Regions from separate parts of the Homo sapiens genome. Here regions 1 and 2 are each linked to region 3. Evidence: read pairs that join two places in POLR2A ChIA-PET (ENCODE). Cell type or tissue: PC-3. All regions are shown on one strand. Region 1 has its middle 130 kb from the start of CDKN2B. Region 2 has its middle 190 kb from the start of DMRTA1. Region 3 has its middle 120 kb from the start of MTAP.

What was found. ChIA-PET counts read pairs that join two places held together with the same protein. Peaks named below come from ENCODE experiments on the same cell type or tissue, not always from the same donor. Only the 100,000 strongest peaks of a DNase experiment are listed, where the experiment ranks them.
Region 1: POLR2A ChIA-PET joins it to region 3 with 6 read pairs; 2 of 35 experiments call an interaction of 5 or more read pairs at or near these places.
Region 2: POLR2A ChIA-PET joins it to region 3 with 5 read pairs; 1 of 35 experiments calls an interaction of 5 or more read pairs at or near these places.

Annotation. Positions count from the first base shown.
Region 1 is chr9:22,142,218-22,146,217 of GRCh38, reverse strand. No RefSeq gene overlaps it. Among named protein-coding and RNA genes, the nearest start is that of CDKN2B, 130 kb to the right of the region's middle. In PC-3, no CTCF peak of the experiment used is centred here; a DNase peak (open chromatin) is centred at 1,797; H3K27ac peaks cover 1,828 bases.
Region 2 is chr9:22,255,085-22,259,084 of GRCh38, reverse strand. No RefSeq gene overlaps it. Among named protein-coding and RNA genes, the nearest start is that of DMRTA1, 190 kb to the left of the region's middle. In PC-3, no CTCF peak of the experiment used is centred here; no DNase peak of the experiment used is centred here; H3K27ac peaks cover 260 bases.
Region 3 is chr9:21,679,903-21,683,902 of GRCh38, reverse strand. No RefSeq gene overlaps it. Among named protein-coding and RNA genes, the nearest start is that of MTAP, 120 kb to the left of the region's middle. In PC-3, no CTCF peak of the experiment used is centred here; a DNase peak (open chromatin) is centred at 2,112; H3K4me3 peaks cover 358 bases; H3K27ac peaks cover 3,759 bases.

The sequences.
Region 1 (4,000 bases), 460 kb before region 3:
ATGATTAAGTTCTAGATTCGTGTTCTGGCTTCAGTAGTTTAATTAATAATATAACTTCAAGTAATTCACTTAATCCTTCTGAGCTCAAATTCCTCATTGTTAAAGGTAGGGAAGAGGAAGAATATTACATATACTACAGGATTGTGTTGAAGTTGATATTACTAATCCTTTGATGCATTCATTGATTAAATAAATACTTAATAAGTGGCTTCCATGTCTAATAGATGCCAGGCTCTATATGTGTTTTGTGAATCAAAAATAATATGCCAGTGCTGTGAGTTACTATTGTGTCTATGCAACAAACTAATTGAGATTTTTTGTTTGTTGATTTGTTTGTTTGAAATGCTTTTTCAGTCATTATATTCAGTAAATTCAAGTACCAAAAGGACATTTTCCAGTTCAACCACAGCGACAATTTTAATTGCTAAATTCAATAAATAGTTTGCAAACCTGATAAAGAAGATAGCATCTTACTTCAAAGCAGTTAAAAAGGCACTCAGCCAAGAAAACCAGAAAGTAAACTGAGGTAAAAAGAAAAATAATGAGTAAAAAGAGAAGAAACTGCAGCAGGAAATTTGGGAAGGTGGTTTGAAATGTACTTTCTCATGATTATGTGAGCTCAAACTCTTTTTCATTAGCTTTCTTAGTGTGAGGACTACCTGAAAATATGAGATACTTCACTGATAATCAACCTGTTTGTTGGCTGGAGTTCTGCAGAGCACTTTATCTGACTGACTTATCATAAGGTGTTTGAGAGATCACCTGTTTTTTGATATTTGCATTACCTGACTTTTGAAACCAAGTTCCACACATATCTTTATATTATAATATAGCATTTGTTCCCAAGTACAAGCAGTAGACATGGCAGAAAATTAATTGTACAGAGTTGAACTTATTTTACTGAGAACAGGTAAGGAGTGAATATAAAGGGAGAGAAATATTTTATTATAATGCCCACAACTTTTATCGAACCTTACTTCTTTACATATTTTGATGGGACTAATTCTACATAAGTGTTTTATGCCATTTGTTATCTACAATGCAATATCAGTTTTTCTGCCTGTTCAAGGCTTTATTTTAAATATATGCACATACATATATATTTTATGACCTCAAGGAATTTGAAAGCCTCTCACGTATACCACCTGTTTCCTTTATTACCACTTTAGTTTCAGGACTGACAACCAGGAACAATAAATAAATCCGGATTAAAATGCAGTGAAATAAGAGTTAAAAATCAGGAGAGGAACCTAAATAACTTTGGAAACGAGTGGAATCTCGTTTGACAGTACATAAGCATTGTACTCTAGTTAACAAAGTTATTTCTTGGTTAAAATAACTAGAGTACAAGTTAAAAATTCTGATATTCCAATACCTGTATACTGGAATTGACAGATGGCAGGAGCCAGGATTATCACTGTTGGGATGGGAGTGTACAGATAAACAAGGGGATAAGGCTAAAATGATACATGTGATACTGGATTAGAGTTGGAGACACCAGTATGAACACTCATGTTTAGCTCAAAATTGATACAGATGGCTATGTATAGAAATATATGTGTGTGCATATATATATATATATTTTTTTCTGTGTGTGTATACACAGCTTAGCATACACACACATAGCATAGTATGGTTCCTTGCTCTGTAAGCTGAGAGGGCCCAGAAGTAACTACATGCTTGTACAAATAAGCATAACCAGTGTCCAGATATTGGTTCCTAATAAAAGGAAACTGACTAAAGGAATCAGGGCACATTGTAGAAATGACTAATCCTAGGACTGGCACAGGAAATAAACAAGATGAGCCTGGAGGATCTTGTAGTGCCAGAAATGAAAAATGTGCTAATAAACACACACACACACAAATCCTACATTTGCCAAGGTATGTCAAAGAAATACGGAAGTCAACTGAAAGAGCTCCCAGTGGCCAAATCTAGAAGTATGTAAGCAACAAAATAATAAAAAAGTATTAGATTATAACCCAAAGTATAAAATTAATATCTATGAGCTCATACTAAATGACTGAATAAATAAATAAAAGGAGAAGTAGAAAAAATCTCCCATGCAGAAGAATCCCCAAAAGTTTATGCAACAACTTCACCCTCAAGATGGGGAAATAAAACTTCCTATTCCTAAAATGTGGACTGCTCACAGTGACCAATTCTAATAGAAAGGAGTTTTACAAAATGCCTAGTCAATACTCCTTAAAATTGTCAAGGTCATCAAAAACCAAAAAACTATGAGAAAATATAACAAGCCAAGAAAAACATAAGGAGACATAACAACTAAATGAATGGTTGAATGGTGGTATCTAGGACAAGATACCAGAACAAAAAGTATATTAGGTAAAAACTTAAACAATTCTAATAAAATATGGACTTTAGGTAATGACAATGCATCAATCTTAGTTAATTGATTGTAACGAACATACAATACTAATGAAAGATACTAATGACAAAATGCTAATGAATGATGTTAATGACAGGGAAAAATCACTGTGGAGTTTATGAGAACCCTTTGTACTATCTTCTCAATTTTTCTGTAAGTCCAAAACTATTCTAAGAACAAAGTATGTTTTTAAAAATAGACACTCAAGAGGCCTTTCATAAAATATCAATCCTTATAAATTTTTAAAAAATTAAAAATGATAAGATACTTCCTCAGCATGATATATTGGAGCTTGGAAAGGAATCACAGAGGAAATTTTACACTGATTAAACAACTTTCAAGTTTCAAAAAAATCTCTCAAATTAAAGGATTAAAAAACTGAGAAAATATAGTCAAAGTAAAAACAATAAGAGTTGGTATTCCGCATCTATATAGAGCCCTTACAAATTTATTTTTAAAAAAACCCTCTATTTAAAAAGGGGCAAACGTCATAAGAAGGCAGTTGAAGATAAAGAAAATTAAAGAACTAAAAAAATGGAAAATCATTTTGTCTAACTGCTACTCAAAGAAATAAATATTAAAGCAAAAAAGAGATACACTAACATTCTATGTCTATTAAAATCCAAAACTGTATACATATAAAATTATACATATATATATATAGCTGGCTATTACATATATATGGTTATATATGCATAACCATATATATTTACCATATATATTGTTATAGGCAATAAAACAGTTTCATCAGACAATGCTAGTTAAAGTATCAATGGCTGTATAAACTTTTGGTATATTTTTGTAAAATTCTATTGTGTTCATATGACTCTAATAATCTATCTCACAAACTGGAAAACTGTTTCTATAAAGGTCCAGAGAGCAAATATTTCAGGCTTTGTGAGTCACTTAAGCTCTGTAGCCGCCCTCAATTCTATTATGGTACAGAGACAGCAGTCATACACAATATGTAAATGAATGCATGTGGCTGTGTTCCACGTGTAGCAGTAGTCCAGATTTGGCCTATAAACCATAGTTTTCCAATCACTGAATAAGGAATAACAAAAGTGAAAGAAAATGAATGAAACAAGATTACATATACCATATGATCTTAACTACATAGAAAGTATTTGTAGAGAAAAATGCCAGCAGAAACAGCATTAAAATGTTGACCAGCTTTTTGTCTGGATAATAGAATAAAGACTTTTTCCCCATTATTCCGGCACTTGCAACTTTTTAATGTTTCAAAAATAAGAAAAAGAAGTCCTAAAGGTAGTTTCTTTGATTTGTTTTTATCAGCAAGCTGGAGATCCCCGGGCCAATTTAAGACTTGAAAGTATTCTTATATGTAATATTTATACACATTCAAGAAAATATCTAAGTTAATCCTCATCCAATTCTCTACAAAAATGGGCTCTTTTCAACATTCAAAAATTACATTTTAAATATTACTTTTTTTCATCAATTCAGATTTTGATTCTGTGTCTATTGTTAGTTATTAATGAGATGCTTTACTTCTTCCGGAACTTCTGATACTTTCCAAAGATCCCCTAAAGCCACTGTATTGGAAAATGTTGCCTGCTTTTCTAAAGCTCTTTTTAATGACTCATATTC
Region 2 (4,000 bases), 580 kb before region 3:
GAAGCTGCAGTGGGGTGAAGAAGTGTGTGGGCTGGTGCATAGCCATGGGGGACACCCTGCTGAAGTTCTTCACTGTTCAGGCACAGTCCATCAGTGCAGAAGCTATGATGCAGGCCCCCAGGGCTTCTGAGGCTGCCTTGAAGGCAAGCATGGTCAGACTTTGTTCCTAGGACAGGCCAGAAGACCAAGGGGTGCTCAGGTCAGACCAAGTTATCTGATGGGTCATACCACCCTGCAGAGTTCAGGACCAACAGTTCTCCTAGGGCTTAAGTCTCCTATGTGAGCAAGTTGAGCAGAGTAGGGTAGAAGTGGGAGTGATTTTTAATGGATACAGAGTTTCAGTTTTACAAGATGAGTTATCACATGGATGGTAGTAATTATTGTACAACACTGTGGGTGTATTTAGTACCACTAAACTGTAGACTTAAAATGATTAAGATGGTAAATTTTATGCTATGTGTACTTTACTACAAAAAAAATTGGAAAAAAATTGTCTTCAAAATGTTGCATCCTTCTGCCTTAAAAGGATTCTGATGAGAATCTCCTGCCTGGCCATGAATACATAACAGTTGTCAGATGATCACTTTACCTATAGTTCACTAAAGGCCTAATTAATGTGAAAAATTGTATATCTAGCTTTATTCTTATCACACACACACATTACTTTCAAACTTACATTCTATCTTTAGGATATGTAGAATTTCTCTCAATTCTTTGAACATGACTTACTTCTTCTCATTCAGATCCCAGAGAGCAGAACACCAGCAAACAGCCTCTGTGGTGTTCAGTTGATAAAAGTGACTTAAGCTCCAGCATGTGAGAGAGGAAGACAGCCTCCCTCTGGAACTCACCTTTCCACTGTGGATCTGAGCAACCCAGGCTGAGGGAAAGCACTTTGTGTCTCCCACACCCTGGAGCTAACTTGGGAAGAGGCTGAGAGGCTTAGAGATGCTGTAAAGAAAGATACCATGAAAACTTGCATACACTTTCAGTCCAGGGTCTCAGTCCAGACCCAGAAGTGAGAGCAGGATGCCATTTTTAATCTGAATGTGTACAAAGTCAGCCATTCTTTGTCGACACAGCAGTGTGGCTACACAGGCATTTTAGTCTCAGGCCAGGGAGCACCCGCTCTCAGTGTGGTAAGGGCCTCCACAGCCAGAACTCTGGAAAATGCCTCAGCAGTAAGGCAAAAATTGTGTTTTTCCCCTATCACAACCCTGGGGCAGGAGGAGACCTGCTACAGCTGTAATTTCTCCTAAGTGGCAAGATTTGCTGCCAGGGCCAGCTTGACAACCTGGAACTGATTGATATGTGCCATTGCTGGATTCCCTACCCTGCTCTCCTGAGATTGTAGCTCATTGGGGGGCCCTCTCTGTTCCACCCCTAGGCTGAAATCCAGGCATTTGGAGCATTCACTTCCCTGGACCAGCAGCTTGAGCTGCCCCACCCTTCCTGGAAATAGATCATGTTGCAGAGAGGCTCTGTCTTCTCCACACCCAAGCAGATATTTAAGAATTCAGAGCACCTGTTTGACTTGTTCAGCAGACTGAGCCACCCTACCCTTCCTGGACATAGACTGCAATGAAGTGGAGTTTTCTCTTCTCCATGCCCAGGCAGGTATCTGTCTCCAGGCATTTAAAGCACTCATTTACTTGGTTCAGCAGCCTGAACTGCCTCACCCTTCCTGGACCTAGATCTTGGTACAGTAGGGCTTTCTCTGTGCCCCACCCTCACAGATCTCCAGGTGTTCAGAGCACCAGCTCACCTGGATTAGCAGGCTAAGCTGTCCCACTTTTCCTGTGCAGATATCCTGGCACACCTCTCTACTACATGCTCAGGCAGATCTCTAGGCATTAGGAGCACCTGCACAAGCAGATATCCAGGCATTCAGGGCACCATTCATCTGGATCAGCAACCTGACCTGCCCCACCCTTCCTGTGCAGAGATCCTGGTACAGGGATAATCTCTCTGCTTCATACCCAGGCAGAATGCCAGGCATTTGGAGCAACCACTCATCTGGTTCAACAGCCTGAGCCACCCCACCCTCCTTGGACATAGATCATGGTGCAGCAAGTCCCTCTCTGCTTCAGGCCCAAACAGATCTCCAGAAATTCAAAGCACATGCATGCCTGGTTAATCAGTCTGTCACCCAACCCTCCTGTTCAGAGATCTTGGTTCAGGGGATCCTCTCTGCTCCATGCCTATACAGAGCTCCAGGCACTTAGAGTGCTTACCCTTCTGGATTAGAAGCTTAGGCCATCCTCCAATTTTGTGCAGAGAACCTGGAGCTGAAGCACTGTTCCAGCTCCATCCCTAGGCACACCTGTGAGTATTTGGTGGCTGCTCACAGGACTCTCCCTTGGTGCTGGTGCCTTCGCCTGCCATCAGGAGACCAATAGGTGGACCTGCCCAGTCATCCCCTGACCCTTTATGGTCTTTGCTGCTCTGGGGCTGGTCAGGGAGCTCAGACCACTGTACACGCCATGAATCAGCCTATTGTCTTAGGCAATAGGGAGTTTCTGCCAGTAAATAAGAATCAAGTATATACCCAGACACGTTGGCCACAGCCAGCTCTTACCTGTAAATGCCATCAATAGCTTGTAGGTTGAACTCCACAGCCCAATATAAAATCAGCCAAAGTAAATGAATAAGGCTATGAAAGCAAAGCCAGAAGACCCTATCCAACATTCTCTACAGTCACATCCCCCCAAAATGGAGGGAAAAGGGAAAAGGAAAGAATAAAAATTATAATAATATTAACATTATAGAGAAAGCAAGAAGAAGAAAAAACTCTACCCACACAAAAATATTACAAAAATTTAAAGAGCTAGTGTCTCCATATGAGAAGGAACCAGCATAAGAATTCTGCCAGCATGAAAAATATGAAAGGAGTGACACCACAAAAAGACCACATCAGCTCTCCAGCAATGGTCCCTAACCAAAATGGAAATTCAGAAATGACACATAAAGAAGTCAAAGCATGGATTGCAAGGAAGGTTAATGAGATCCAAGACAACGTTGAAAATCAACACAAAGAAATTTATAAAGCAATCTAGAAAATGAAGGAAGAGATAAAGAAGTCAATTAGAGATTCTGGAATTGAAAAACTCACCTAAGAAACTTCAAAATACAACTGAAAGCGGTATCAACAGACTGTATCAAGCAGAAGAAAAAAAATTTAGAGCTTGAAGACTGTTTTTCTGAGCTGACACAGTGAGACAAGAATTAAAAAAAGAAGAATTTTTAAAAAATGAACAAAGTACTTGAGAAATATGTAATCATTCAAAGCAAACAAACATACAAATTATTTGGCATTCAATAATAGGAAATATATTTGAGGGAATAATTCAAGAAACTTTCTTAACCTTGCTAGACAGGTAAAAATCCAGATACAAGAAACTGATAGAACATCTGTAAGATACTATGCAAAATCAACATCACCAAGGCATACAGCCACCAGTCTGTCCAAGATCAACACTGAAGAAAAAATCTTAAAGGCAGCTAGAGAAAAAGGGAAGATCATGCACAAAGGGAACCCTGTTGGGCTAACAGCAGACTTCTCAGCAGAAACATTACAAGCCAGGAAACATTGGGGGCCTGTTTTCAGCATTCTTAAAGAAAAAATAATTCCATCTAAGAATTTCACATTCTGCCTAACTAAGCTTCGTAAGAGAAGGAGAAATAAGATATTTTCCAGACAAGCAAGGACTAAGGGAATTCATTAGCACTACACCAGCAATACAAGAGATTTTTAAGAGAAGTCTAAATATGGAAATGAAATAACAATATCTGCTACCACAAAAATACACATAAATACATATTCTGCAAACCCTATAAAATGATCACACAATATGTGACCCTATAAAGCAACCAGGTAACAACTTCATAATAAGATCAAAACCTCACATACCAATATTAACCTTGAATGTAAATGGCCTAAACACCTGACTTAAAAGACACAGAGTAGCAAGTTGAATTAAAAAAAAAAATCCATTAATCT
Region 3 (4,000 bases):
GAACTTATGGAAAAGAAAAAGGATGCTTAGAGCTCTTGATTACTTCCATTAATGATGAGTTTGACAACCTGCATCTGCAAAATCCTCAGATACTTTACCATTGAACGTTCACATTGCCAGCATTCCCTCATGCTTGGATATTTAGGGGAACTGAAATCGACTCCTGGTGGTAGATTGGTGGTCTTCCTTTGACAGACCCTCTTCAGCTTCTTATGGTGTTTTATTTGCTATTTAATGTTCTAAATAAAGAAGATTTTAATTTAAATTATTGGCATGAATTTTATCATTTCATCATATATCTTTATATTGAGCAATACCAGTTTGAAATGCATATATAAGAGCATTTAGTTTGAATATACCCATGTATTTCATTCTTACCAGAACAGTGAAAACACTCTACTCATTCAGCTGTTGTATTTCATATCTTAATATACTACACTCACATTCTGCCATCACTCTCTCCTTTCAACTTACGAATAAATAAGGAAAGACTTTTTAAAAAGTGTGTGCTGCCCTATTTTTCCGTTTCCTTCTTTGTAATAGTCCCTGGACTGACACCTGTTGAAACCAGACCCTTCCAGGATGGTACTGGCAGTAGAATGACCTGACCATGTTAGAGCAAAGCTCCTCTTTCCCCACCTTTCCTTTAAAGCAGCCGGTTAACCTTCTTTGGCCTGCTCTGCTAAGTAATAATGCTTCTGGGGCATTTGGAGAAGAATTGGTGTGAATGGGTTTATATATTACCCAGATGGCCTCACTATTACTCATAGTCAATTGGGAAATTTCCAACCATTTCTACTTCTAATTACCTAAGGGATTTGAACAGACATCTGCTATTGAGCTCATTTGAAAAGAGCATGTCTGAGTATTAGGTTTCACTCAACAAACATTAAGTGAGAACCATTAGTAAGGGAGTGGGGTGAAATAGAAGAAAGTCCTTCTGGTTTCACGAAAATATCAATTTAGGTTCAGTCCCCAATTCTGCCACTACTGTGTGTATAACCCTGAGAATGTCAACCTCAGAGCATCTTACTGATCTATAAAATAAAGTAATATCTCTTTTCAATGTTGTGAGGAATAAGAAATATTTTTGTGCTTAAAAACTCCTCAGTAGTAATAAGTGTTTAATAAATGGCAGCTGTTATTAGTGTTGCTTTCTTATTATTCTAAACTTTTCTAGCAAAAGGAAATGCTCAGAGAAACTGTCCGGTTCTTCTTTAGGTGTTCCTATCCCATAAGGCTGTTATATTTAATACAGAAAATGGGTGGAAAAATGCTTAGTAAAACAACAAATATAGAGTTACTATGGTTATTTGGAGAAAAGGCACTTAGAGCCTGAGAAACACTGTAGACTAGGCCAAATAGAGTGACTTTCCTTTGTTAGAATATAAGACAAGAGGACAAAAAAGGAATTAGCTTAGGGCATAGCTGAGATAATGTTTCTCATACGCTTCTTGGATTGATTTATTCTTTAATTGAAGCAATTCTAACATAAATTTTGTTTGGTGGTGTTTATGTGTACCTGTGTTCATGTGTGTATGTATGTGTGTGTGTGCCTCTGTGCATGTACACACTAAATATTTTTATTTGACTGAACAACTTTCGTTTTATTGATCTTAAGGATTAGGACACAAGAAGGAACAAGAAGGAAAGCTGGAGTTTGCTCTTAATATATTACTAAAAAAATGAAGCTAAAAATATCCTAATATTGCTAGCTGGATGCATTTACACATATTCTAAATCTATAAGGCTTAGGAAATTGCTTATACGAATACTCATTAATTCAGTCTATTCTTTGTCTCTGAGTAGTGGATAACCTTTTTGAAAAGTTGAATTTCTTTACTAACCTGGAAAAACCTACACTATTTGCAGAACATTTATTCTCCGTAAGCTATCCTGACTAAAAGTCTGGCATTAGGAATTGGCTGTGGCAACATAGGCCATGTGATAAGGGGGTTATTAGATTACCTGAATAATTCTATCAGTAAAGACAGCCTATGTAGGCATGTAACTCAGTCCTCTGAGCCTTGTGGTTAAGTTTTATTTGCTTGCCTTTCCTGGGTAATTACTCAGATTTCCTCATCACTTGGCTATATAGACATCGTGAAGATTTTTAGCTCAAGCTCAGAGAGTTAAGAAAGGCTGATTCGCATAATTGGTATTCTGCCTTTAAAACATCTATTCATTAATGCTTAAATGAATAATTTGCCTGAACTTGCCTTTTGAACTTTCTTGCGTGGGATGCTATTTGCCATCCATGACTATGAGGTTTTACAAGTCTACCTAGAAATACATAGCCTTCTTAAAGTCCTTTCTCCCTTCCTCTCCCTCTTCCTTCCTTGTTTTCTCCCTTTCTTTTTTTTCCTTCCAAATGTTTTTTATAGAATTATATAATGCTAGATCTTGACAGAACCATGGAAATTGTAAGTCTTCTAGTTTTTCACAAACTTCATTAATTCCTACACATGAATTTTAACATATCTAGTTATTTAATATTTTTTCTAAATAGATTATTTTTTTAAAAAACTAAAATATCCTTTAGATACCTTCTAAAAAACTATATTCAAGGATCATGGACTTAGTAGATTGACTATTTTTTCCTGATAAATAATAAAAGAAATGTGTATCAAGTCAAGTTTGGACATACACCACTTAAAATCATCTCAGTTAGCTTTCGGAAACACTGTCCCAGGCTTCAAATGAGAAAACTGAGGCCCAGAGAAATGTAGTGAAGTTTTCCAGAGGCCAATTAGGAATATAGCTAATAGTTGAAACCATGCTTTCGGATTCTTAAATCCAGGCCTTTCTTGGTGTAGCACACTGACTTGTGTTTCTTATCTATTTGTCAGGTTTTAAGAAATAATCACAAACTGTTACAGAAAAACCATCAGTAGGCATGCAGTGAAAACAGCCCATCTTCCTATTTATTTTTTCTTTAATACTTCTTAGGTCACCAAGTGCCACAGATGCAAGACAGTGGTCCTCAACAAAAGTACTTATATGGAGGTTCACAAAGACTTTCTAAGGGCATGGATAATGTTAAGGATGTTTTCACAGCCACACGTATCCTGTGAATTCTTTCCTAAAAAACGGTCTGTAGTTACAAAGAAGCCATGCTTTTCCTCCACCTGGAATCTTAATATGAAGCATTGTCTTGGAGGGAAAAACACTTCAGCTGGTGTAGGCGTGGAAGAGGGAGAGTTTCATGTCTGGGTAACAAATCACAGGGGGGCTCTAATTCTTTGCCTTCTGCTAAAATGAAGAAGGGCTAAACAAATTTTTCGCTGATAGATCTTTAAAAATACTTTTGCATTGACAGTAATTTTTGGCACAAAAGTTGTATAAAGGTCCAAGAATTAAACGTCATAACTGTAATTAAAAAGTGTTTTCATTCTCATTCATAAATAAAGGTTTTGTTTGTTTGTTTTAGCGTTTACCTCAGTTAAAATGACAAGAATAGAAGTAATATCAAACTCTAACTTATTCTAGCAATAAGTAGCATTCAGATACAGATCTATGAGGGAAAAACCAAAACCCGTTAAGAGATAATTTTGTTCTTTTAGATTTAATGTATACTTATCAATATTTTAATATTTTAATTAGTTATATTAAATGATTCAATAATAGAATGTATTTTGATACATTATTAATACATGCTTACTACTAATACTTGTAATATTACAGAAGAAATATTTTTTAACATTTACAACCTGTTAGGAAATTAAAAAATTATATTTCTTTTATATTTTTGCTGCAAAGAAGTATAACAGGGTCATTAGTAGAAGATTTAAGAATAAAATAAAATTATATTTTGTGAATTAAATTATATGAAATTTGGATAAAACTTGATGCGAAAGGGAACTTTTAAAATAGGCTTAAAAAATAGAGAGAAGATGTAAAATTTCCAGATGTTAATGAAGAGTTCATTTATGGATTGCTATTTTCTTAGATTTCTGATGACAGGAAATTAAATCACTTTCTTATCTAAATTTCATAAGAT